Linked DNA regions of Homo sapiens: region 2 is linked to region 1. Evidence: chromatin loops called from intact Hi-C (ENCODE). Cell type or tissue: Caco-2. All regions are shown on one strand. Links, peaks and the distances in the headings refer to the core of each region. The heading gives the core; the rest is flanking DNA.

What was found. Peaks named below come from ENCODE experiments on the same cell type or tissue, not always from the same donor. Only the 100,000 strongest peaks of a DNase experiment are listed, where the experiment ranks them.
Region 2: a loop joins it to region 1, with 14 times the contacts of the local background. A loop is called at or near these places in 2 of 110 quality-filtered maps.

What each region holds. Positions count from the first base shown.
Region 1 is chr6:112,612,301-112,624,976 of GRCh38, forward strand. It overlaps the pseudogene PA2G4P5. Among named protein-coding and RNA genes, the nearest start is that of RFPL4B, 270 kb to the left of the region's middle. In Caco-2, for the core only: no CTCF peak of the experiment used is centred there; no DNase peak of the experiment used is centred there.
Region 2 is chr6:112,331,300-112,343,975 of GRCh38, forward strand. No RefSeq gene overlaps it. Among named protein-coding and RNA genes, the nearest start is that of RFPL4B, 9.7 kb to the right of the region's middle. In Caco-2, for the core only: a CTCF peak has its summit at 6,042 (motif pointing right); a DNase peak (open chromatin) is centred at 6,082.

The DNA.
Region 1 (12,676 bases), core at 2,459-10,458:
TGGTCTGTCCTTGGCTTTTATGACCTTGGTGCTTTTGAAGATTACAGGTCAGTTATCTTTTAGAACATCCCTCAATGTGTTTTTATCTGAGGTTTCTTCATGATTACATTTGGGTTATGAATTTTTGGCAGAAATACCACAGAAGTGTTTTTATTGCATCTTATTTTTATTTGTACTATGTTATAGTGACTCTAGGGATATTAAGTTTGATAAACTTGATCAGGTGGCATTTCCACACACAATTACATCATTATTTTTACATCTATCCATATATATTGAAAATTGTATGTTCACACCAATGTCTCTAATTCCAAACCAAAGCCACAAGAGTTCTTCTAGGTTTTTCCTTTTCCATAATTGCAGCTTCTATCTGCAACAGCAAAAATCTTGGCTTTCGTAGTCCTTAAAATATTTACTTATTTCATCAATCTCCCCAAATGTAACTAATCTTAAGCCATATCCACCTCACCTCACACAAATGCTATGCTTCCTCTGCTCAGGCCCTACTACCCCCTATTGAACCACTCTTCTACTCTAATATTCTCCTCACACCCTTGGGCTGTCACATTCTGAGCTAGGCTGCCCCTCTGTGTGAGCCTCCATACCTCCTCAAGCTCTAACACTGATCTGGGTGCCTCCTCCCCTGCTTACCAATGTCTACCTTGCTTTACCTCCCCTAATAGCTTTTGGATTAAGTTATTTAGGATGGAAGAAAAGGAAAGGGAAGATAAGGAAAGAAGAGGGAGTGAAGCAAAGAGAAGGGAAAGGAGAGCAAGACAGGAAGAGGAAGAAGAGAAGGAAGTTGACTTTTGTATTACCCTGCTTTCACTCCCGAGTTCTCTCTGCTTTTGAATTCATTGCCTCCTTTACACCTGTTTTCATCTTCAATTAATATTATGTTTTTAAAATTAGAGGCCTCTACCTTTCTGCCTCTGTTTTTTAAAATTTTCCAGATTTATTAAGGCATAATTGACAGAAATGAATGTATGTACTGTATTAAATATGATATTTTGATAAACACATACACTGTAAAGTGATTATGACAATCAAGCTAATTAACATATTCTTCACTTCACATAGTTACCACTTTTTTTGTTGTTGTGAGAACACAAGATCTACTCTCTCAGCAAATCTCAAGTAAATAAAATACAGTATTATTAACTATAGTTACCATGCTGTACATCAGATCTCCTGAACATACTTATTCTGCATAACTGACACTTTTTACACTTTGACCAACATCTCCCCATTTCTCCCAATCCCTAGCCTCTAGCAATCACCATTCTACTCTGTTTTGATGACTCTGACGTTTCAAAATTCCACATGCAAATGAGATCATGCAAGATTTGCCTTTCTGGGCCTGGCTTATTTCATTCAGCATAATGTCCTCCAGTTTTATCAATGTTGTTGCAAATGGCAGGATTTCCTCCTTTTATCCATTCATCTGTCTGTGGACACTCAGGTTGATTCCATATCTTGGCCTTTGTGAAAAATGCTGCAATAAACACGGAAATGCATATATTTCTTTGAGATACTGATTTAATTTCCTTTGGATATATACCCAGTAGTGAGACTGCTGGATCTTATGGTTATTCTAAGATTTTTGAGGAACCCCAATATTGTTTTCCATAATGGCTGTACTAATTTACATTACCACCAACAGTGCACCAGGCTTCCCTTTTCTCCACACCCTCACCAAAACACTTATCTTTCATATTTTAGATAATAGATGTGAGTTGATATTTCATTGTGGTTTTAATTTTAATTTCCCCAATAATTGGTGATGTTGAACACTGTTTCATATACTTCTTGGCCATTCCCATTTCTTCTTTTGATAAATATCTATACAGGCACTTTGTCCATTTTTTAATCGTATTATTTGCCACTTTTCTTTGTTCCTGTTTGCTCAGCTCGAATTCTATTCAAATTTCAATTAGTTTGGGAAAATTATCCCTAGTGAAGGTAATGGTTTTGAATATCCTTTTGGAAATACAGTTCATCCTCACCCTTATATTCCTTTTTATCATTTCGGACAAATTATTTAATAGGCCAAAGCTTTACAAGTAAATTAATTGGCTAAAAGATGAACTCATATGCATTTTGATAACTTGAATGTGTTTGGCTACTTATACTCCATCAACAGAGAAAGCTGAGAAAGTAACTCTTTTATAATAAGCTTTTGAGTGGGGAAGGTCACATCCGATGGCCATGATAGAGTGGGTGGAACCAAGTTACTGTGTCATTTAGCACAGTCCTGCCCATTAGCTCTGAATCAAGTCTGTCTCTTAAATTACATTAATGTTGCTGGTAATTTCAAATCAGGAAACGTGGGTACTTTTTGAAGGAAGGATGTTTTGAATTTGTTGGTGACAAGGAAAGAGATAGCTTTAGCTCAGATTTGGAACAAAGAAGAAAACAATCTGGACCAAGGCAGCCTGTTTCAGAGGCCAGCTTGGTGTCTAGTGGCAATACCAACCTTCTGGGAGCACTTCTAGTTATGCTGGCCTATCTCAACTATACGAAAGGAAAGCACAGGAAGGAATTTTGCCTAAATTTGGACTGGAGTTTTAAAGGTGATCAGCAAGCCCTTGGGTGCTGTCTGTGTCATAGCAATGGGGCTTTAATTATAAAATCCCCAAGTGCAATACACAGATCAAGAGTTGAGTTCCAGTGTTCGATAGCCCAGGAGGGAAACTACTGTTACAATAACTTATTGTACATTTCAAAATAGCTGAAAGAAAGATTTGGAATTTTCCCAACACAAAGCAAGGGCAAACATATGAGGCATTGTATATCCCAATTACCCTAATTTGATCACTACACATTGTATGCATGTGTTAAAATATTGCATGTACCTCAGGAAGGTATATGATCATTATGTATCAGCAAAAAAAAGGTTTGAGGCCACTTGTCTAGTTCCTCAGCCTTTGTGACGATCTCTCCTAAGAAACTCATTTTTGTGTGTGTGTGTGTGTGTGTGTGTTTTTTTTTGAGATGGGGTCTCACTCTGTCGCCAGGCTGGAGTGCAGTGGCGCGATCTCGGCTCACTGCAAACTCCAACTCCCTGTTTCAAGCGATTCTCCTGCCTCAACCTCCCAAGTAGCTGGGATTACAGGCACACACCAACACTCCCAGCTAATTTTTGTATTTTTAGCAGAGACGGGGTTTCACCACGCCAGCCAGGCTGTTCTCGATCTCCTGACCTCGCAATCCACTCGCTTCGGCCTCCCAAAGTGCTGGGATTACAGGTGTGAGGCACTGTGCCCGGCCAGAAACTTTTTTTAAAAAAATTAAATAAAAGCATGTAAAATTTCATTTTATAAATAAGGCCATTTCTATTTTATTTCTATTATTATCCACAGATATTTATTTATTTATTATTTTTATTTTTATGAGAAAATTCAAATTTATTTTAATGTCATGTCATTTTCAATGTGCTTAAAAACCTCATAAATTAGTAGGAGCCCTAGTTTCCTGGGACAGCATGCCAGATGTACTGAAATTTGTCACCTTTCCCTACAAACCCCTAGAAATTTAATCCAAGTCCATAGCTTCAGAAAGCTAGGAGTTGTATCTTCAGACAGTCTACTCCTCTGGTTCTTGGTTTTTCTTTCAAGGGAAGGAGATCACAATATTTCAAACAGTGAACAAAACCAGTTGAGCTTCCAGCTCAGTTTTCTGTAGAATGGAGCAGGGAAGACCCCACTGACTCCAGAGAAAAGGGTGAGGTTGAGATGGATTATTTCTTTACAGCTTTGTGAAAATGGAAGAAAAAAGATTGACTAATTCAGATCCATTTCATAGATAAGAATCGCTTCATAAATGAAGGCTCCAGCTCCTAAAATGGGAGGGGCCTGGCTGGACAGCCTGAATCAGATGAGGAATTGGCCACACTGAATAAAAACAATCTGAAAAATAATCCTAATTTTGAAGCCAGATAAAATACTTGGGGAGAATGGAAAAAAGGAAAAAGCCCCAAACGGATGAAAAAATGCTAACATCAGAATGGTATAAAAAAATTTGGCTGAGTTTTCAGTGGTGGTGGCCAATTTAGCCTGGTTCTGTAGTAGGGTCACAAACCTTGACCAAGCAGAGAGTAGTAGAAAAGGCTAGAAAGAGGGGCTTGAAGACTATGAATTTTGACCCCTGATTTTATTATTCAATTTCTTTTTTTCATCTAAAGTAGTCTTCCGTGCCCAGGAAGCCTCGCCTCCCAAGACCAGAGTCAGTTGGAGCCGGTTGTTGTTGGAAAGGAGTGGGTTGGGTAACTGGGGTGGAGGCAGGGAGACCCCCACTCTGCTGGATGTCCTAGGTGGAGAAGAAGAACTGCACTTCACAGAGTCTGGGGTGTAGTGGGAAGGGGATGAGGCAGGAGCAGCAAGCTGGGGAGATGGGACCCACCTCAGTCCCCAGCTTCATTTTCTTCTAATATTTCCCCACTGGTGGCATTTTCTGCAGTCTTGGAGGCCTTCTTTTTTTTTTCTGGGTTTTTCGACTTGCAGAACTCGAGCAGGGCCTTTAGCTCTGCATCCTGGACCTCCATCTCAGACTTGTAGAGGTCAGGCTTGAGGGGACTACTGGTTATCCGCATGGGGCCACTGGGCATGAGCAGAACTGTAAATTTAAACTGGGCAAAAAATTCACTCTCCTTCTCATGGAGAACATTAAATGGTTGCAGCAGTTCATGTTTGGCACACTCCACCACACCTATCCGAGCCTTCTTCTCATCTTCAAATGCTCTTAAAGTAAACAGCATGACATCAAAACGCCTTTCCATCCACTGAAGAAGGCACGTGAAGTTTTCATTTTCAGTCCATACTCTTCAGGAGTGTCTCATTTGTAAATAGGGGTTCTCTGTCCTGCATCCTTGGCCTTGCCCTCTCCTGAGCTGATGAGAACATCCACAGCGTATACTTCATATACCTCAAATTCATCTTTTTCGTGGTCCTTCTTCTGCTGGTCTGTGGGATTCTGGATAACGGTTTTTTCTCCATCGATGACATGCTGCTTCAACTGGTGTGACAGCATACCTTCTATTGGCTTGTAGTTAAATTACTGGGCAACTTTGTTCCAGGCTTCTGTCACTTGTGTGTTCTGATTTCCAGGTTTGACCAGGCGTAGGGCAGCTTCAGCACAAAGGTGAGCTGCCTTAATAACATCTGCTTTCCTCCCTGTTACTTGGGTCCCCTGAGCCACATCAACCACAAAAGTATGAGCTACATTAGCGATGAAGCCATCCACATAGACCCCAAGGTCAATTTTTACCAAGTCACCTTCCTTGAGAATATAATCCTGGCCACTCTCCAAAGGGGAGAAGTGACATACACAGTTATTTACTGAAATACTGGTGGGAAAAGCAATGCCTTTCTTCATTTCCTTTTCTTTCTTGAAGATTTTCCCTGTTTCTTCCATAATCACGGCATCACTTTTCTCACACAGGCTCAGTACCAATACACCTGAGCTAGATGCTTCCACCAAGGACCTAAGTACCCGGTGGGCAATGTCGCCCCCCATCTTATACTTGGTCACAACCAGGTCTTCAGCGATAGTTTGCTTCTGCTGCTCGTCCTCACCCTACATCTTCCTACCACCACCACTGCAGCCTCATTTCTCCTGAGCCGCCGCCTCTGTCTCCCTTCCTTGCCGCAGGCTTTGGTCAGAGCCCCCTGGATCCTTGAGGAGAGGGTGAGCGAAAGCGCGAGCTAGCAAGGGAGCGGGCAGGCAGGCGAGCGTCATCCACAGATATTTAAATGAAAGAGACAAGCATACCACACCTTAAAATTTTGAGAATTGAGGAAAGAAAGACATTCTTTTTCTATGAACATGCCAAGCGGGATCCTAACTTAGGGTGTTTGCATTAGTTATTTCCTCAGCTGGAAAGCTGTTTCCCCAGAGCTTCCTTCTCATTCTTGACTCCTTCTTGCCATTCAGGTCTCAACTCAAACTTCGGTGAAAACTTTTTGATTAACTAAACTGCAGTCCCTTGGTGTTTCACTGGCATAGCACCTTAATATATTTTCACCTTGGCACTTTCATATTCTTATTGTATTCTTGATATATTGGCTATTTGCTTACTGTCTACCTTCATCAACGTGAATGTAACTACCAAGAAAGTAAAGACTTTGACTGTCTTGGAGTTGAGTGTTGTATTACTAGTACTTTGAGTATCTGGTGTCACATAATATCTAATCAATAAATAAATGTTTAAAGAATGAATGACATGAAAGCAATAGTGATTGAGTAGAATGAAGCCTCTTCAGATGAATTATATTGGACACAAGAAAAAATAGCTGGGATGTAAAATGAGCTAAAATAGCAGTTAAATAGGTATTAACAAACTGGTTCAAGAGTGTAATTCACTTCATATTGACCAGCCAGAGGTAATAGCAAGCAGCTTTCTAATTGAACAGGGCCCAAACAATATGGTTACTTATGACTAATTAAATTAATCATCTTCGACTTTGTTAAGTGTCTTATAGATGTTTAAAATATCTAAGAAGTATTTACTATATCTATATGATTTATTAGAGGTCATTCTCAATATTCACGGAACACTAAGGAGCTGCCAAGCTTCATTTGAAATGCTGGGGATACAATGGTGAATTAGAAAGCATTCACTGCCTTCAAAGAACATACTCTGCTGTCTAGAGTCTGGAGGAGGATACAGGACAGGAGACTGGTGGGGCCACCATGTGGCGAGTGTTAAGATATTGCCAAATAGTGTTACGGGAGCACAATGGAAGGGCATAAAAGGTCACAAAAACTTCCTTGAGAATGTAAAATCTAGGATAAATAAACTTGTAGGAAAGCTACAAATTAGCTAATCAAATGTGAAAGTTGGTAAAAGGGCAAATGACCCAAGGAGGTGAAAGATTCCAAGGTCACATAGGGAAGCTTAGGAACATACGTATATTTGTGCAATAGAGCATGAGGGAATGCAGTGAGCATACCCCACCAAATGATCATGTTGGTGCTTTGTTAAAAATGATTTAGTGCATCACTGCATTTACCCAGCGTTAGTGAACTATGGTCTTTCTTACTCTAATGGAAAATAAATTCCCAGTGTGTCACATAACTTGTGGAGAAGGACAAAATAACTTCATTTAAGAATTTTGGTGATTTAGAAAAAGCATCTAATTTTGAAAATCGGTTTTATTCATTGAGTATTGAATGTCTGCTCTCTGTCAAGCGTTGTGGTCAATGCTGAATGCAGGGTGGAGAACAAAACAGATAGAAAGCACACTGCTGTGGATCTTGAAGACTGTGCCATTGGAAGCATCTTTGGAAAGGGCTCTGCATTGTTCTGAGGGCCACAGTCAGTAGTAGCAATGGTGAATTTTTCCCCATGGCTTTATAGGCAGTAGATATCAATGAGAAAGCAAAGCAGATATTGTAGATGCCATGTGGTGGCTATGGAGCAAAGCCTAACTTTAAGGAAGCACATCAGAATCCTCCTTAGTGTTTCTTGGAAATACTTGATGAATTGGGGTAACTTTGTAGGGGAGATAGCTGAGATTCTTTGTAGGCAGAAACAAGAACAGGTCCTTTACTGAATGCTGACTATTAATGTTAAGGTGACTTAATTCATATCCACAGATAGGTAAGGCCTGATGATCTGCAGATTATTCTCATGATCAAGTTACGATGGATTCTTATACTTTCGTATACCATGACACCATGGGTAAAAATAGTATTAATGTCACGCTTTCAGGCACAGACACATTTGCTGGACCCTAGTGCACAATATTGGCATAATAATTTTATCTGCTGGAGTTGAGTGCTCCTTCTATGGGTTGCAGTAAGCAGACAGATCTCCTTTAGGGTAGCAATAAAAGTAAACTAGTGATTTTTCCAGCCCATTCAGGTGTAGGTTATTCATGTGATAGTAAAAGTTCATATGCACAATTTTAAAACACTAAAATGGGTCAAGACTGAACAAGAGATTTTGTAAAACACACAGGTGTTGATGATGGTATCTCTTTCTCTTGAAAGCCAGGATGGAAAGAATGTTTTTAATCAAGAATCTGGACAGCTTATTGGGGAGTGCTGGAGCAGCCTCAGAGAGTGGCTTTTAAATTTCACTTTATAACATTTTACAAAAATTAGATGGCAGAATAGAAAACTTCTAAAGAGGTACTAGAAGGCACTGATTCTCTTTATTTTATTTGATTGTTTTAAATCAAAATGATAAACTTAGAGCTCTATTCCATTATATTTTAAACCTGTCATTTTGAGCTAACTTGTCATTTATCTATCTTTTTATGCTGTAAAGTTTATTGGAAATAAGTTAATTCATTTTAATAAATGCTTTGTGCTTTTAGGAGTGAAAAAATCCCACTTGCATTAAATAAAAATACTATTATGATTGCATCTGTAATCATTTCTGTCATGGGAAAATGGTGTTTCTCTAAACCTCTAATGAGATCTGTGCAGGTGTTTGTATATTTGCCATAAATCTGTACCCACACAAAGTTCATTCTGTGGCATAAAAATAAATCATCTCATTCAGGTGGAATTGAGCTCTGACTCAAGAATACTCCTTCTCACTTCTCTTTCCAAAATCAAAGCAACACTTACATTTCCACTGCCATATGCTATCTTTCTCAGCTCTCAAACTACTTATATATACTGGGTTCTTTTCCTTCTGTTATTTCAAAGACATGAGAGAAACTGGAGCATGAAAATGGATTTCAGCTTATGTAAAACCACGGAGTAGGTTTCCTTAGAGACTTAGGGAGGGGGTTTGTTCTGAAGTTATGATGAGTCATCACATACAGGCCTCTGGCCGAACTTGCTATCATATAGTATTTGCATATGAGTAAACAGAGTTGTTCTTTTCATAAGATTGATAAGCACTTCAAGCTTTTAAATTGGGGCCTTCCCCAGTTAAAAAAATATATTTGTATACTATATATAGTATAGATATAGTGCATACATATGTAATTTTTTCCTCAAAAGTTGAATATTGTAAGGATAGGAATACTTGCTTTCCCAAGATGGTGGATAAAGGGGTGGTATGTGGTTTTTATAATTATTTGCTCTAAATATGTAAATTCTGGTTTCTGCTTGGGCTGTGCCTTACTGGGTAAGCTTGGGGAAGTCCCTGATGCCTCCAGTATCTCAAGTTTCCATTTATAAAGTGATGGACTTAGAATTATTGTAAATGAGAGTCAAATCACTTATTGAGCTATTTTCATATATCTGAAAACTTAGAACCATAAAGACTGAGAATCCATATAACAGGGAGGATCATTCGCTTTATGACCTGGAGGTTCAAGACTACAAAGACACAAAGCAAAACCTTAACAGAGCACCAACACCCATTTTCAGTCTCCCCATGGGCAGCCCCCTGTGGGGGTGGTTTGTCCGTGCTCTCTGTCTACTCTCAAAGCAGCATACGCTTCTATAACCAGGAAGTTCAGGAAGAGCTTCATGTGCTTGGATTGATGGCAACATGGTGAAGGAAAACTATTGACAGATATGTGAACATGTTAATTCTTAATTTTATTATGAAATGACCAGCCAATGTTTATATTGAAAGCTAAACATATCTAATATCTGAGCACAATTTGAACATTAATATAATGTGGAGAAAATACAGAGGCCAGCTTCTCTGGCAGAGTGGACATGATTTTATCCATCACAGGATAAAGTTTCTGAAATTGTTAATATTTATTAAAATAACTTTCTTCTGTCCCTAAATATATAAATACATTTCATCCACAAAATTTAAGACATATAATGTATCTAGAAAGTTACTAAAATGTTCTTATATCCTGCAAAGCAACTACATGAAAACATGCATCTAGCTAATGAATTCAATAAGTATGTGTAATTGTAGAGTTCCTTTTCTTAGTTTTCTGTCCTTCATTCACATTCTATTGGAGTAACTCAAAGTGAGGCTGAATAGCATTTCATGCCTTCACAGGTATTAAGCAATTTCCATGAGAAAAAGCAGCTAGTTCAGTTCTCAATTCCAAAGATCACACAAGTGCTTTTCCTCTAAACAGCCCTATGCTTTGATTGTGGCAGGAGTGCTTTATGTGTTCTTCATACTTCCCATTGCCTCACACAGAATATTAAAAAGACCATGCCCAGAAGTCTACATTTAATAAAATTAACAATCATTATTGCTTCATCAAGGGCATTCTGAAGCAAAACTGGCTTATTTTTAAACACCAGTGTAGAGCAATGGAGAGTACAGTTAGCTGCCTCTGCCTTGATTCAAGCTAAGGCACTGTGCTGCTTCTGCTATTACTTTTGAACCAGCAGTGCAGATGTTAACGCAGTCAAAAGGGCAAATAATTTCATTATATTATTATGAATAATTTGCCCATACAGACTCCCTGAACGTGTCAGAGGGAGACCAAGAGGTTTGCTGACTACATTTAAGAACTGCTAGTTTTCATTTTTGGTGTCCCTTTGATGAGTTTTACAATCAATAATATACTAGTTTAATAAAAGAATTCAAAAATGTTCCTTTATTTGCCATGTTCTTGGACCACTTTCAGTAACAATGAAATTATCTGAACTTAAAAGTTTAGGGACACAACCCTATTTTAGTGTCTTTTGGGGAAGTGTCGCTTATGATAACCGTGTGTATTCCTTCCAAATTAATTATTATATTTATATTTCCTAACTCTTAGGAGGTTATTTCAAGTAATTTATATTTGCTAGAAGACATTTCATCAGATGTTCATCTTTTTTTTACATAGAATTAATCAAAGTGGACACTTATGATTTGATTAATTCCTTCATTGTGGATATTTCTTTTTTAAAATCATTTTTATACAACAAATTGGGTATTTTTCCCTTTTATCTTCATTTGGTTAAGTCTCCTTTATAGTTTTGTTATACTTTAAATCAACATTGTTTGCTTTTTACAATTAATTCTACATTTTAATGTTTCAAATTAATTACTTTCTGCTTTAAAAATGTCTTCTTTTGGCCAGGCACAGTGGCTCACGCCTGTAATCCAGAACTTTGGGAGGCTGAGGTGGGTGGATCACCTGAGGTCAGGAGTTCAAGACAAACTTGACCAACATGGTGAAACCCCATCTCTACCAAAAACAAAATAGAAAAAAAACAAAACAAAACCAAAAATTAGCCAGGCGTGGTGGTGGGTGCTTGTAATCCCAGGTACTCCAGAGGCTGAGGCAGGAGAATTGCTGAACCCCTGGAGGCAGAGGTTGCAGTGAGCCGAGATCGTGCCATTGCACTCCAGCCTGGGTAACAAGAGCGAAACTCCATCTCAAAAACAAACTTTAAAAAAAAGTCTTCTTTTTTAAGTTTGTCTGATTGTTCATGTTCTAACCACCTTATATAGATGTTTCTTTAACTTTAAAAATTTTTATTAATATAAAGAGTTAAGGCTATGGATTTTCTTTGGACCTTTGTTTTAACTGTAAAATATATTCTGTTATTTTGGTTTCCATTTTCTCTTGGACAGCAGAATTGTTTAAGAGAAGACTTCTGGGTGGATAGGAGGGTAATAGTATAGTTTTGCAATAGTAGTTATTTTTGCTGTTTTTAAAAATTTGTTTTAAGTTCTATTTTTATTGCATTGTGATTAGGAAAGCTAATACACACAACACACACACAGTAAATTTATTGCCTTTTTAAACCTAATATAAATATTGTTTGTGAATATTCCATGTGTTCTTAGAAAAAAGTTGTTAACTTTGTTTTCATTCTACTGACTTTGATGTATATCAAGTAGACCTACCTTAAAAATCATCACTCTATTTGTGTATTCTATTTTCTAATTTTGTGTTCACTTGAACTATCATTGACTAAGAGAAGTGAATTAAAGTTTCCTGCTCTTAACAGATTTCTATTTCTCCTTGTGCTGTCCCCCTGCTATACACTTTTTTCCTTCATGTGTACTAATGCAGTGCAGTCCTACCTGATATAGATATATTCATACTGTTAGATATTCATTTGGTTTGAAACCGGAATTGTATCTTCTCCATCTCATTTAATACCTTTCACTCTGAATCCAATCTCATCTAATACTGAAATTGCAATCTCTGATTTCTATTTGTGTTTGTCTAATATGTCTTTTCAATTTTTAAATTTTCAATCTTTTCAAATAATTTCATTCTTCTGCTCCATACTGACATATCATCTTTCCAAGTAACATGGCTCTGACGACTTCCTTGTGTAAAACATATAGTTAAGTATTTTTTTTTCTTTTGACATCTGTGTTTAGTCTATTTAAATTTTTATATAAAAAAGAAGCTTGGTTTTATATAGTTCTGTTATCACAGCCTATGTCATACTTTCTGTTTTCCTAGCATGTGTGTATGTAGGGGTTTTAAAAAGTAATTTTGAAATTTGTCTTTGTCTAGTGATTATTTATTTATTTATTTATTTATTTAGTGAGACAGAGTCTCACTCTGTCGCCTAGGCTGGAGTGCAGTGGTGTGATCTCAGCTCACTGTAACCTCTGCCTCCCGTGTTCAAGCAATTCTCCTGTCTCAGTCTCCTGAATAGCTGGGACTACAGACATGCGCCATCACGCCCAACTAATTTTTGTATTTTTAGTAGAGACAGAATTTCACCATGTTGGCCAGGCTGTTCTCGAAGTCCTGTTCTCAAGTGATCCACTCACCTCGGCCTCCCAAAGTGCTGGGATTACAGGCGTCAGCCACCGCACCTGGCTAATGATTATTGT
Region 2 (12,676 bases), core at 2,348-10,347, 280 kb before region 1:
CATGTCCAGCTTATTTTTAAAAGTTATCATCAATGAGAGACAGAGAATGACAGAAAGAAAAGGAGGCAAATGTTAAACAAACAAACAAATTCTGGGCTAAATATTGATTTGGAGCTCGCACTGGAAAATTCCCTGTTGCTTGTTCAAGTCCAGGCAAGTCTATGAGTTCGCCAATTGGCTTCAGGGTATAAATTGGACTATTTTGACACGTTCTAAAGATCTATCGTTAGCCTGGCTTCCATTCAAGTTTTAGCTAACAGGAAGCACTTGATTCTCTGAAGAGGTGTGTCAGAGCAGAATTACTTACAGATGTTCCTTACAGACATATTCCAAATTTGTTTCTCTCAATTAATTTTTCAATCAATTTCTACACCCACTTCATTAGATTTTACATTTAATTTGCAAGTAAAATGGCATTTGCATTTTCTTGAGTAACTGTGTCCCTTCTATTCCCTCCCATCCCCATTTCTAGAATCTCAATTATGTTATGATACGTCCCACAATAATTGCATTATAAAATGTCATGAACCATGATTATAGGGAGGCTATTCAGAAAAAATTCCCTCACTGTCTATTCACACTAAAGCCTTGATTCATAAATTTGAAAAAAAAGTTCCATGGTTATATGAGCCAGTGGAGAATCTTTGTGTTTTAATAGGTCAGATTGCCCAGGGTATTGGACCTGCTCATATATGGGAGTTTTTGAACATGATTTTAAAGTAAGTCTTTGGAGCCTCTTTTAACAATATCAAAAGTAGTTTGAAGGAAATTTACTTTTTTTTAAAAAAGAATCCTCATTGCAAATTTGACCATTTTATTCTTTTGTTGGGTCACCATTTTTGAACATCTGGCAGTCAGCACATGGGTGCAAAAGGCTCATCTTCAGCAGTTCCTTGGCAAGATCAGTAACCTAAAAATTCGGCCCTAATTCTTTGATATCTTTGAAAGACTAACCTCTCTGTCCATTGCTTACTCTTTCGTTCCACTTGTACTTGAAGTTTCATTTTTTTTTTTCTCAAAAGCATTCTGTAATTGAAGTCATTCCAATGGAAATTTTAGTGATGCTATGCTGGGCATTGTGCGGGGCAATGCAGGCGAGACATGGAGGAGTAGAATGTGGCCTCCTGGTTTGTAAGGAGAATGTGACCCAGCAGGAAATAGAAGACACATGTGCTAATTACTCTTATGTAGTGTATGGAATATTCCACATGGGAGTTGTAAACAAAGGATTCCTTACCCATGACTCCAGCACAATTAGAGGCTCTTTCCTCATGATTCAAGTGTCCATCTTCCTCATCCCCCAACATCCGGAGTCAGGCAACTACCTACTCTATTAGGGTTAGTTGGGTTACCAGTCTAGAGTGAATTTCTTGAGTCAAAGTCAGTGACATTCATTTTATACCTTTAGCACCCATCAGTGTTTTTGGTATATAGGAAGGCCTTGAAAATTATTGTAGCACAGAATGGGTGGCTGGCAGGATGATGAATGGTTATCCCAAAAGCTGACATCTCTAAATACTTCCATAATTAGACTGATACAAGCTTCAGGGTTTGGAGACCTTTGGTTTCAATCTCTTACCGATATTGCTTTATGAACCCAGGGATGAAATCACCATGGTGAGAAAAATGACAAGGAATTAGATTCTCTCATGTATATATCTGCTATTTTTTCTTTTGTAACAAACTGAAAAAATACAAGAGCATATCTTCATCTCTACTACCATGATCTTAGAAATTAGCTTCTGTACCTCCACTCACTACTTGCTCAATCTCTGGCCCAGTTTTATCATTTTATCACCAATTCCCTCTGGGACCAACTGTATCCTAGGTCAATAATTCAATTCTGGGACAACAGAGCTCCTTGCTCATCTCTGCAGGTTAGTGAGAAGATTGTAACACAGTCACTCATTAGTAAGTAGAAATAAAGTCTAGGTTTAATGGACACACTACTTCCAGTGATAAAAAGTAATCCTTGAAATATTTTTAAAGTATAAAGAGCTTTGGCTAGGAGTGGTGGCTCACGCCTGTAATCCCAGCACTTTGGGAGGCTGAGGCGGGTGGATCACTAGGTCAGGAGTTCGAGGCCAGCCTGACCAACATGGTGAAACCCTATCTCTACCAAAAATACAAATATTAGCCAGGTGTGGTGGCGTGTGCCTGTAATCCCAGTTACTCAGGAAGCTGAGGCAGGATAATCACTTGAACCCAGGAGGCAGAGGTTTCAGTGAGCTGAGATTGTGCCACTGCACTCCAGCCTGGGCGACAGAGTGAGTTTCTGTCTCAAACAAACAAACAAACAAACAAAAAAACAAAGAAACCCTAAATATATATATATATAATATATATATACACACACACATATATATACACATATATACACATACACACACACACACATACACACACACACATATATATATACACACATATATATAAAGATCTTTGAGTCCGTCTGATTACTTCCACAGGATGGGAAAGGGTTAACTCACTTTCAAACCACTTGGATTAATAGTAACATTATTTGTATAATATAAAGCCAGCTTCAAATAAATATCAAGAGGTTAATTCTATTAAATAACTTCTAAATTTTGTTACTCAGTACAATCAGTAAATGGTAAATGAAGCAAGGAAAAATACTTTTTCTTGAGTAAATGTTAAGCAAATGGTGGTATACATATAAACCCCACTGGTGACTTCTGCCTCTTTTTAGTATTATCATTGTGATGATTTGAGTTGTGACTACATGCCAGAATGATAAGTGCTTTACAAATATTATCTCTAATCCTCACAGTACTATAAATTAGGCTCTATTTTCCCTAATTCACAGATGAGAAAACTAAGTTTCAGAGGTTAAATAACTTGTCTTGGATCACGCATCTAGGAAAAGCCTCCTGGAAACCAAATTTCACTATATGAGTTAATAAAATTCATGTCTGACGTTGACCTAATCAAGGAATCTAGTGGTAGTACATGCTTGACAAGTGATAGAGTAGGTTCCATGTAACACCAGAAAGTAGATGAGGTCTGACTTCAGCACTTTCAGCCTTTTGATAATGTTCAGTATAGGACTGGGCCACCATTCTTTTCCTCTTTCCTCCACAAGTCTTGTCTTAATGAAAATCACAATAACAGAGCTATATACCTCAGTGAACTTGTTTTGTTATTTCTCTTAGGGAGATCAGAAGTTTTAGCCTCCGTCTAATTGTTAATAAAATGTTTTAACTGTGTTATGAGGATTTCAGGTGTAAGTTAGTAAGAGACAGGTATATTTTGAAGGGCCTTCCTTTTGCACATGAAATTCACAAAGATACAAATTTGTGAATTTCATGTGCAAAATTGGCTGCATAGTCATCTGTGTATTAGTTATTCTGTAGATAATCATTCATTGAAGATATATTTATTGAGTACCTTCAGTATGTCAAGCCCTATTCTAGTTGCAAGATAGACTACATAATTTGCAGGTCTCAGTTCTAAATTAAAATATGGAGTTCCTTGTTCCAAAATTAAGAATTTTAAGACGGCGACAGCAGAGCATTAAACAAGGCATACAGCCCTTCTAAGCTCTTCTATGTAACTGTGTAGCTCACACATCCACGAAGCTGACCCTGGCTGGGTGCTCAGGATATAACGGTGAGTAGAAACTGTTTATCCCCTCATGTAATTCATAGTCTATTAAGGGAGACAGATTGTAAACCAATGATCACATTAAACAATTTGATTATTTGATAAAAATAAAAACACACTAGTAATTATATACCAAAATAATTACCCCAAAGGGAAAGAGTGAAGTTCCAGAAGACAGTTTGTCAAAGAAAGATATCTAGGTTTATGCTCAGAGAAAGCTTTCAGGAGAAGTAATGTTTAAAGGCTAGGGAGAAATAAACTAGATGATGAGGGGAGGGAGGTGACCTCCAGGACAAGAGAGTATTTTATCAGAACACGCTCAGGTACTGTGGGGCAGGGTGTAGCATGTCATAGAACTGAAGGAAGGATTGTGTATGGCGAATAAAGGGGGAGTGTGGTGGGAGCCCAGATCAAAGAGATAGACACACCCAGACACTGAGCAAAACCTGGCCTTGTAGGCTTGTGTAAGGATTTCAGTCTTTATCTCAGGGACAATGGGGATCCACTAAAGAGTTTTAACCAGGGGGCTCAGAGTAAAGGGTCTGAGGCTGAAAGGGGTACAGAGTGGATACAGAGCCACCATTTAGGAGGCTGCTGTGGCAGTTAGGCTAGAGATAATATTGGCTTAGCCTGGGATAATGGCCAAGGTGGTGGGAGATGTGGGGAGTTCTTTGGGCAGGCACATACAGAAAGGAAGGAAAAACAGAAGACTTGGAGAATTTCTGGATGAACTTGTATAAGCATGATGCTAGCAGAGGAAGTTTAAAATGAGAGCCCAAATCACAGTTTGCTTGGCCTTGCCCATCCTAGAAACTAATTAGAAAAATGAGATAAATAAATATTTTGAAGTATGAGAAAGAGCAAAACACTTTCCTCTTCTACAAACCCATCTCACTTTGAAGAGGAGAAAAATCAGTGATTTTGTTTAGTCCCTTGAGTAATGAGAGCTGTGGGTGGTCACAGTTAGAGGTCTGAAGCCTCCTCTAACTCTACAGGAGCTGGATTGTACTAAAATGTCAGATCAGTCTGGAGGGGAAATGAATCAGAACAGCTGAAATGCAGAATTTTTGCTGTGTTCTCCCTTACCTAAGGGACAGCCATGGCTTTGCAACCGTTAACTTTCCTTGAAAAGGAATTCAGACTGCCTCTGAAAGATCTGCAGAGCTGTGAAGGCTGAAAAGCAAGTTATTCTTGCAAAGGTCTTTAAGTAAAACTGGCTGCTAAAAAACAACAACAACAAAACTATTCTTCCCTTGACATAGTCAACTTAAAAAAATTGTAATGGAGCCTTCTTAGCTTTTAAATTGAGGAACAAGTGGGTAAGAACAAACCAGAATCAAATAGTAAAGCAGGAGTTCCTTCTTCCTTTTCTTTCAATGCCCTTGCTTTCTCCCCACTATGCTGCCACAACTCCTACATCTTTTTAGATGCTTTTGTTTTCCAGGGACTGAATTCTCACTTCCCTGCTCAAGGGATCATCTCAACTTGTTATTCTCCTTAGAGTAATTTTTACAAGAACATGTTTATCATATTAGGAACAAATGTGTTTGGAACTGGGGTGTTTTAAACTCTCTGTTAATGCACAATGCTTTTCGGCAGCTGGCTAACTCCTAGCAAACTTGGCCTTACAAGAGGTCACCAGAATTAGGTACTAGGACTATGTACCAACCATGTACTAGGCACAGCTTATAAATACCTATTAAAGTGAAACCCACCCAGTATTCAGTTAGCAGTATGGGTGATTTGGTGAATTAAATCCATAATGAAATCCTATCAAAATCTCTCCCTCCCCACTGATCTATCAGAATTGCTAAAGAGCTCAGCTAACAAGCCTGTGTGCGACAGTTCAGTGTTATGCACAATCTGCTTTCTTTGGTCTTACTGTTGCAGAGAAATGGCAGGAAGTTAGGTATAAGGATTAAAAATAGGAGCATATAGACCAAATGTAGGCTGTTGACCTTTAAAAAAACTGATGCCTAGTTACACTAGAAGAATGTTATACAAGTATTTCTTTTATAATTGAAACATCTGCATGAATGCTTTCTTTTCTTCCACATATACATAATTTAGACATCTTAATTACAGTTGTATGCTTTGGGGTTTGATTGTAAAAAAACCAGGATGTCTTTTTGTCTGTTCTCCCTGATGTCAAAAAATTGATTACAAATTTTATAAACTGGTTTTTCTCAGTGAGGAAATTTCTTGTCTAATTTTAGCACCCCCCAACCATTCCTAAAACCATCGTCCCATGGATCTCCATGAATCGAACTGCATACGTGCACATCTCTCATTTGCATCTTTTCCTGATATTCATAAAACCTCCCACAAGTGAAAGGAAGGAAAGTGATACTCATGGATTGGTTTCCTGCCCACCATCAAGGCCTGGGATCATAAATAAAGTCTGGGGCTCCACTTGCTGCAGAGACACAGTAGATGGCAGTGTGCAACACAGAAGTGTGAGATTCCCGACCGTCTCAGCCTTGGATGGGCAACTGACTGGGAGGAGGTTGAATCTCTGGGCACGGATGCTGTTTTTCCAGCCTAGTCAGAGAGAGAGGTTGTCTTCCTAGGAAATGCTTTTTCTGCATAAACTTGGTTTTGCTGATTCAGTCAACTGCAGTTATTTGGGCTACTTTGGCACCAAAGAATGTTAAGCTTCTTTAAGCCTGAAAAATGTCTGTACTTCAAAACTCTACTTAAATGCATAAAATAATCTTTCACTTATATGATATGCTTCACTTGTCACTTATATGAACCTCCTTGTGCTTCATATTTTATTAATTTTATTAAAACAAGATCACTATGGATAACCTACAGATAAGCACTCTGGACATTTCATAAGCACATGTTGGATACACCAGGACTTGGTGGTTTGACTTTTCAGCATCGTAGGTGGACTAATATGAGTACCCCCATATACTCTCAAAGACCATATTTAATTAGGTGACTGTGTTGGATATTTTAAATCATTTTTATATTTCTGCATTATATGTTCCCCAAAATTTAGTAGTAATTCCTCAATAGACTTAAAGTATATTTAAACTTTTTTTTATTATAGAAGGTACAGGCGACTGGGGTCATTTTGCTGAATATTAAAATTACTTTCTTAATATAATTACTTTCTTATTATAAGCAAATAAATCATTTCTAGTATGATACTTATTATTAAACATTAGCAAAGGAGACCTTACTCAGCACCAGTAACAGATATTTTTAAAAAGAGAATTTCCCGAGAGGAAGAGGTCTCAGAGGAAAGGAGATATGTCGTATACAAATCATGTACAGCACTTAATTACCTTGAGATTTATTCATTTCAATAGACACACACCCACACACATTTTCTCAAGCCTTCCCTCCTGGCTGGATTTGTGTCTTAGGATTAGGGGCTTTGCTCTGATCTCTGTTTTACAGTGTTTGGCCTGTGTAGACTTTCCTACTTGGACTAATGTGCTCAATTGTATTTATCTTTCCAGACCTCTTGTTCATTTAGATTTCAGAGTTCTGTCCAATTCCATGGTCTCTTGGAAGTCCCAGCTTTGGCTTTTCCTGGCCTGACTCATTCTGTTGGCACCCAAGGCTGGCCCAGTTAGGCTGAACCACTGGGCATTTTCAGAGTTGCCACCATTTGACTAGAAGTCTTGGAATTCCAAACTTGGGTTGTTGACTGCAGGGTTCTCCTTCCTCAGTGTCTGAGACACAGGCTTTTGGTGATTGCCTTTCCCCTTGCGTTAAATGCTGCTGTTTCTCAGGGCTCTGACTCTAGGCCCTTCTTTCTCACTCTGCACAGTTTTCCTGGGCCGTCTCAACCACTTTTCTGGTTCCCAGTTGCCATTCCACTTCCGTGCTGATCACTTCCAAGTCGTTGTTGGTAGCCTAGATCCCTTGCCTGACCTTCAGAACTGTAGGCCCTCACATCTACAGAGACACTGACATGTCTCACTGGCACTTCCGTAAGACCAACATTTCACGCTTTGTTTATCCCACATATTGTTCTTCCTGCTTATCCCACTGATGTCAGCATCCATATCTGTGTCTAGGCCAGAAATCTCATATTCATTCTTGATTTCTTTTTGTTCCTCCAAAGAATGACTAAGTCCTGTTGATTCTGGCTCCTAAATATATTGGGAAACTATTGAAATTTTTTTTTCACCAGTTTCTTCTGCTGTTTCCTTCTATCAGGCCACCATCATCTTTTACTTGGATCTCTGTGACAGCCTGCTGACTGATCTCCTTGACTTCAGCCTTGCTCCTTTGCAATCCATTTCCCATGCTGCAGCTGAATTATATCCCTTGAATGCTCATTTGACCATGTTTTTTCTTGCTTAAAAAAACCAAAAAACTCTTCTATGGCTTACTTCCCTTGCTCTGACTCCTTCTTCTCAGCCATTAGGCCTCCACCTAGTCCACCTAGATTCCATTTTCTCTCTCTCTCTCTTTTTTGTTTTCTGAGACAGAGTCTTGCTCTGTCTTGAGTGCAGTGGCCTGATCTTGATTCACTGCAACCTCCGTCTCCCAGGTTCAAGCGATTCTTCTGCCTCAGCCTCCTGAGTAGCTGGGACTACAGGCGTGCGCCACCATGCCTGCTTAATTTTTGTATTTTTAGTAGAGACAGGGTTTCAACATGTTAGCCAGGCTGGTCTCAAACTCCTGACCTCAGGCAATCCACCTGCCTCGGCCTCCCAAAGTGCTGGAATTACAGGCGTGAGCCACCGTACCCAGCTGATTCCATTTTCTCCTAATACCTATCCTGATCCTTTCAAGCTTGTGCAAAGCACTCTTTCATCTGCTCTATAGCACGATGTGCTTTCCCTACCATAACATTTACAGAACATGTTACATTTGCTAGTTTACTTGTCTCTAACCCTCACTAGTCTGCAAGTTCAGGAACTATACTTAGCTTGCTCATCTATTTTATATCTATAACTTAGGAAATTACCCCAAATATTGTAGGGACATGGGATACAGGGGTATAGTAGTGTATTATTTGTGGTAAGAATACATGAAGAAATAAACTCATTGCAAATTATCAATGCATAATACTTGTTGGTCACTTCCCGTAGGACGGTTATGGTAATGGGTAATTGGAATTGTGTTAGGGTGGGAGGAAGGCTTGTTTAGAAAAGTAAAGCTATAGCAATTATCTTGAATCCATTCATGTAGGATAGGTTCATTAACACTGGTTTGGAAGGTCTTTGATGATTTTTTTTTTTTTTTTTTTTTTGAGACGGAGTCTCGCTCTGTCGCCCAGGCTGGAGTGCAGTGGCGCGATCTCGGCTCACTGCAAGCTCCGCCTCCCGGGTGCACGCCATTCTCCTGCCTCAGCCTCCCGAGTAGCTGGGACTACAGGCGCCCGTTACCACGCCCGGCTAATTTTTTTTTATATTTTTAGTAGAGACGGGGTTTCACCGTGTCAGCCAGGATGGTCTCGATCTCCTGACCTCGTGATCCGCCCGCCTCGGCCTCCCAAAGTGCTGGGATTACAGGCGTGAGCCACCGCGCCCGGCCGGTCTTTGATGATTTTAAGAAATAAACGTAACTTGTATGGAGGTTCTGGAAAGAGAATGTCTGAAACAAGTCAAAATACATTCTCCTTTTTTATATATATGTAGATGTGATTAAAAAGGTATATATGTAAGCAGCAGTCCACTGCAACATACTATAGACAGTCTTGTCTACTTCACAACATTATTTCCCTTCTCACGTACTGGTCTTATCTCCCTTCATCATGCTATAACACAAAGGACATCGGCTGTGCCATTCCATGATTTTTTTCTGGAAGGGATCCTAGTACTTAACGGAGTACCTCAAAGATAGTAGACGCTCAATAGATGTTCATGTGCTCTTGGGTGTTGCTGGCTTTCCTGGTAACTTCTGAAGAAGAATATTTATTTTGATTAGTTTATTTTGCCTAACGTCCTGACAATGGGCAACATGCTACTAAGATCATGTGTTGTGTTTAGATGACAGTTAATTGAAAGATTTCACTGCATAATTGAAAGATTTGACTCTCTCTACTGAGTTCACAGGACTGTGCTGACTCTGCTAATTAGTTATTATCTTTTCTTGTTTTGCAATAATACCATGCTAGGGAACCCACTAATAGAATTTTTTAAAAGCTGAAGAGCTAGTCAGACAGCCAAGTACTGACAAGGACATTTAAAAGTATAGCAAAAGATCAGGCACAGTGGCTCATCGTGCTGTAATCCCAGCACTTTGGGAGGCCAAGGCAGGCAGATTACTTGACGTCAGGAGTTTGAGACCAGCCCGGCCAACATGGGGAAACCCTGTCTCTACTAAAAATACAGATATTAGCTGGGTGTGGTGGCACGTGCCTGTAGTCCCAGCTATTTTGGAGGCTGAAGCAGGAGAATCACTTGAACCTGAGAGGCAGTGGTGGCAGTGAGCCGAGATTGCGCCACTGCACTCCAGCCTGGGTGACAGAGTGAGACTCTGTCTCAAAAAAAAAATTAATAATAATAGTATGGTAGTTCTAATGAATCATATCTGTCTCTTCAGTTAGGATGTAAACTATCAGTAAAATATAAGATATGAACCAGGCATGGTGGCTCATGCCTATAATCCCAGTACCTGGAGAAGCTGAGGTGAGAGGATTGCTTGAGCCTAGGAGTTTGAGACCAGCCTGGGTAAGACTCTGTCTCCACAGAAAATAAGTAAAAACTAGCTGGGTGTGGTGGCACACAACTGTGGTCCCAGCTACTTGGGAGGCTGAGGTGGGGGATCTCTTGAGCCCGGGTGATCGAGGCTGCAGTGAGCTGAGATTGCACCACTGCACTCCAGCCTGGGCAACAGAGAGAGAGACCCTGTCAAAAAAAAAAAAAAAAAAAAGATACAGTAGAAAATGAAGATGGGATTTGTGATTCTGGATTTCCAGGTTCATGGATGAAGTCTGATGAGTTGCTATGACTGTCAAAATAGCATAGATTCATAGTTCCATGAAGGTAAAGGAATTAGGTTAGCATCTGGTTTAATTAAACTTTGATTGGATTGAATGCACAAAATAGAAAAATTATAAAATACACTGGTTTAAACAAGATAGAAGTTTATTTCCATCTCATGTGAAAGATGGCCAGAGCTAGGCAATCCAGACAGGTGTTAGTAACACATCAAGATCACACAGCTTGGGGGTGGCGCAACCCTTAAATTCATTATCCAAGAGATTAAGATGATAATAGCACCTACCTCATAGAGCTAAGAGGATTTAATAATAAAAACCATATGAAGTACTTGAATAAACACCTGGCACATATAACATGCTCAATAGGTGTTATGTATTAATGTGAGGGAGCCACAGATTACTCAAGTGATGAATAAATAGTAACTAACATTCTGATAACTTACATGGAGGAAGGATGAGGGATCTAGGAGAGGACATCACAGGGGTTTCTCATCTAGTTTGGAGGCTCTGGGAATACTCTTCTGAGGAACTAATGCCCCAGATATATCTGAAAGATGACTAGGTGTTAGTTGGGTGGCCGGCTGGGGATGGTTCCAATCAGAGAGAAACCACCTGTCCTGGATTAGGAGGGGCACCAGAAAGTAGTGAAAGGAGGCTTTGTGTCTTGATTTCAGAAGATGAGGCTGGAGAGCAGCAGGGCCAAGGCCAGGATACCTGTTAGGGATTTGGGTCCTTATCTGGAGACTAATGGGCAACCACCAACGAGGATCAATCAGTTGGAGGAGGAAGTTACCATGAGGCTGGATCTCTGCTTGTGTCCAGAGCTCCCAACCCCCAGGGGCTGATGCTCCCAGGTGGGACTGACCGTAGACAGCTTGCCTCGATGTATCTTGCATCCTGGAGTAGGGGTGGGGCTCCAGCCATTTTGAGAGATTCATAGTGTGCATTTGATAACACATTGAATGCCAGATAGCTGGGTGGAAAGGAAGCTTATTTTGATTCACACTTCCTCATTCACACAAAAATATTCTGAAAGCCCTAAACTAGAGGAGAGAATGTATGCATAATCTGAAAACACTTATATTTGGCTCTAGAAACCACAAAAGTAAAGAGTTCAAGTGGCATGGTCACCTGTGTGTCCATATTCTTGAACTCCTCAAATTCCCTTGGATTCACACTGTCCCCCTCTGGCCCCTGCTTGGGGTCTGGGACCTATCAGTGAAAGAAGGGTGCGCACACTTGGGGTAACTGAGCACTACTCATTTATTCCACAGTGGCTATGGTTGTTGAAACTTACATAGGGACTCAGGTGAGAGCAAACTATTCTTGCAGATAATATGCTGTAGAAGTGGAAATCTGTTGTTGGTTCTTATACAGCTATAAGCACACCATGTGCATAAAATGCACGAACATTATTCAATTTTTTCTTAACATGTTTGACAAAAATTTTAGAGGAACAAAAATAAAGGAGTTCATTAATAGAACTATAGTAGGAACTACATGTTATCAAATATGTAACTATGGAGTCTAATCATGTCATCTCTGGTTTTTACTGTAGTCTGTACTCTAAAACAAGTGTGGAAGTGGAGCACTCTACATATCCTAAGTGCCAAAAATATTCCTCTTCATGAAATTCGCCAGATCTGCAAAACACAGCTCCTTTTGAAGAGAAGAGCCAGGGAACTCCATTAGCAGGCTTTGATGGCATTAATAATTCAGAGAGATGCCCTCTATCTTCTTTAAGATAGACAGAAGGGTCCCTTTTAATGTATAACCAGGCAGAAAAGAGGAGAGGACACGGGTGGGAGAGAAGAGGAGGTTGCAAGCCAGCACCTGCCCCACACCAGGGGATGGAAGCTAATTGTGAAAAGCTGCCCCACTACAGCTGCTGCCTCTTGAAAAATGCAAACTGTGTTTTGAGCAAACATATCATCCACTTGTAAGTATCTTAGATTCCTGACAGATCTGATTATTCCCTCCTCCCCACTAGTGGCTTCATCTTATCTAATTAGCATGTGTGAAAGTTGATTCCTTTTTTAATCAGGAAGCTATGGAAACAAAATTAATTTGTGATTTAATCTTAACTCATGGAAGCATTAATGATAATTAAAAATTATTTTAAAAATTAAAAAAATT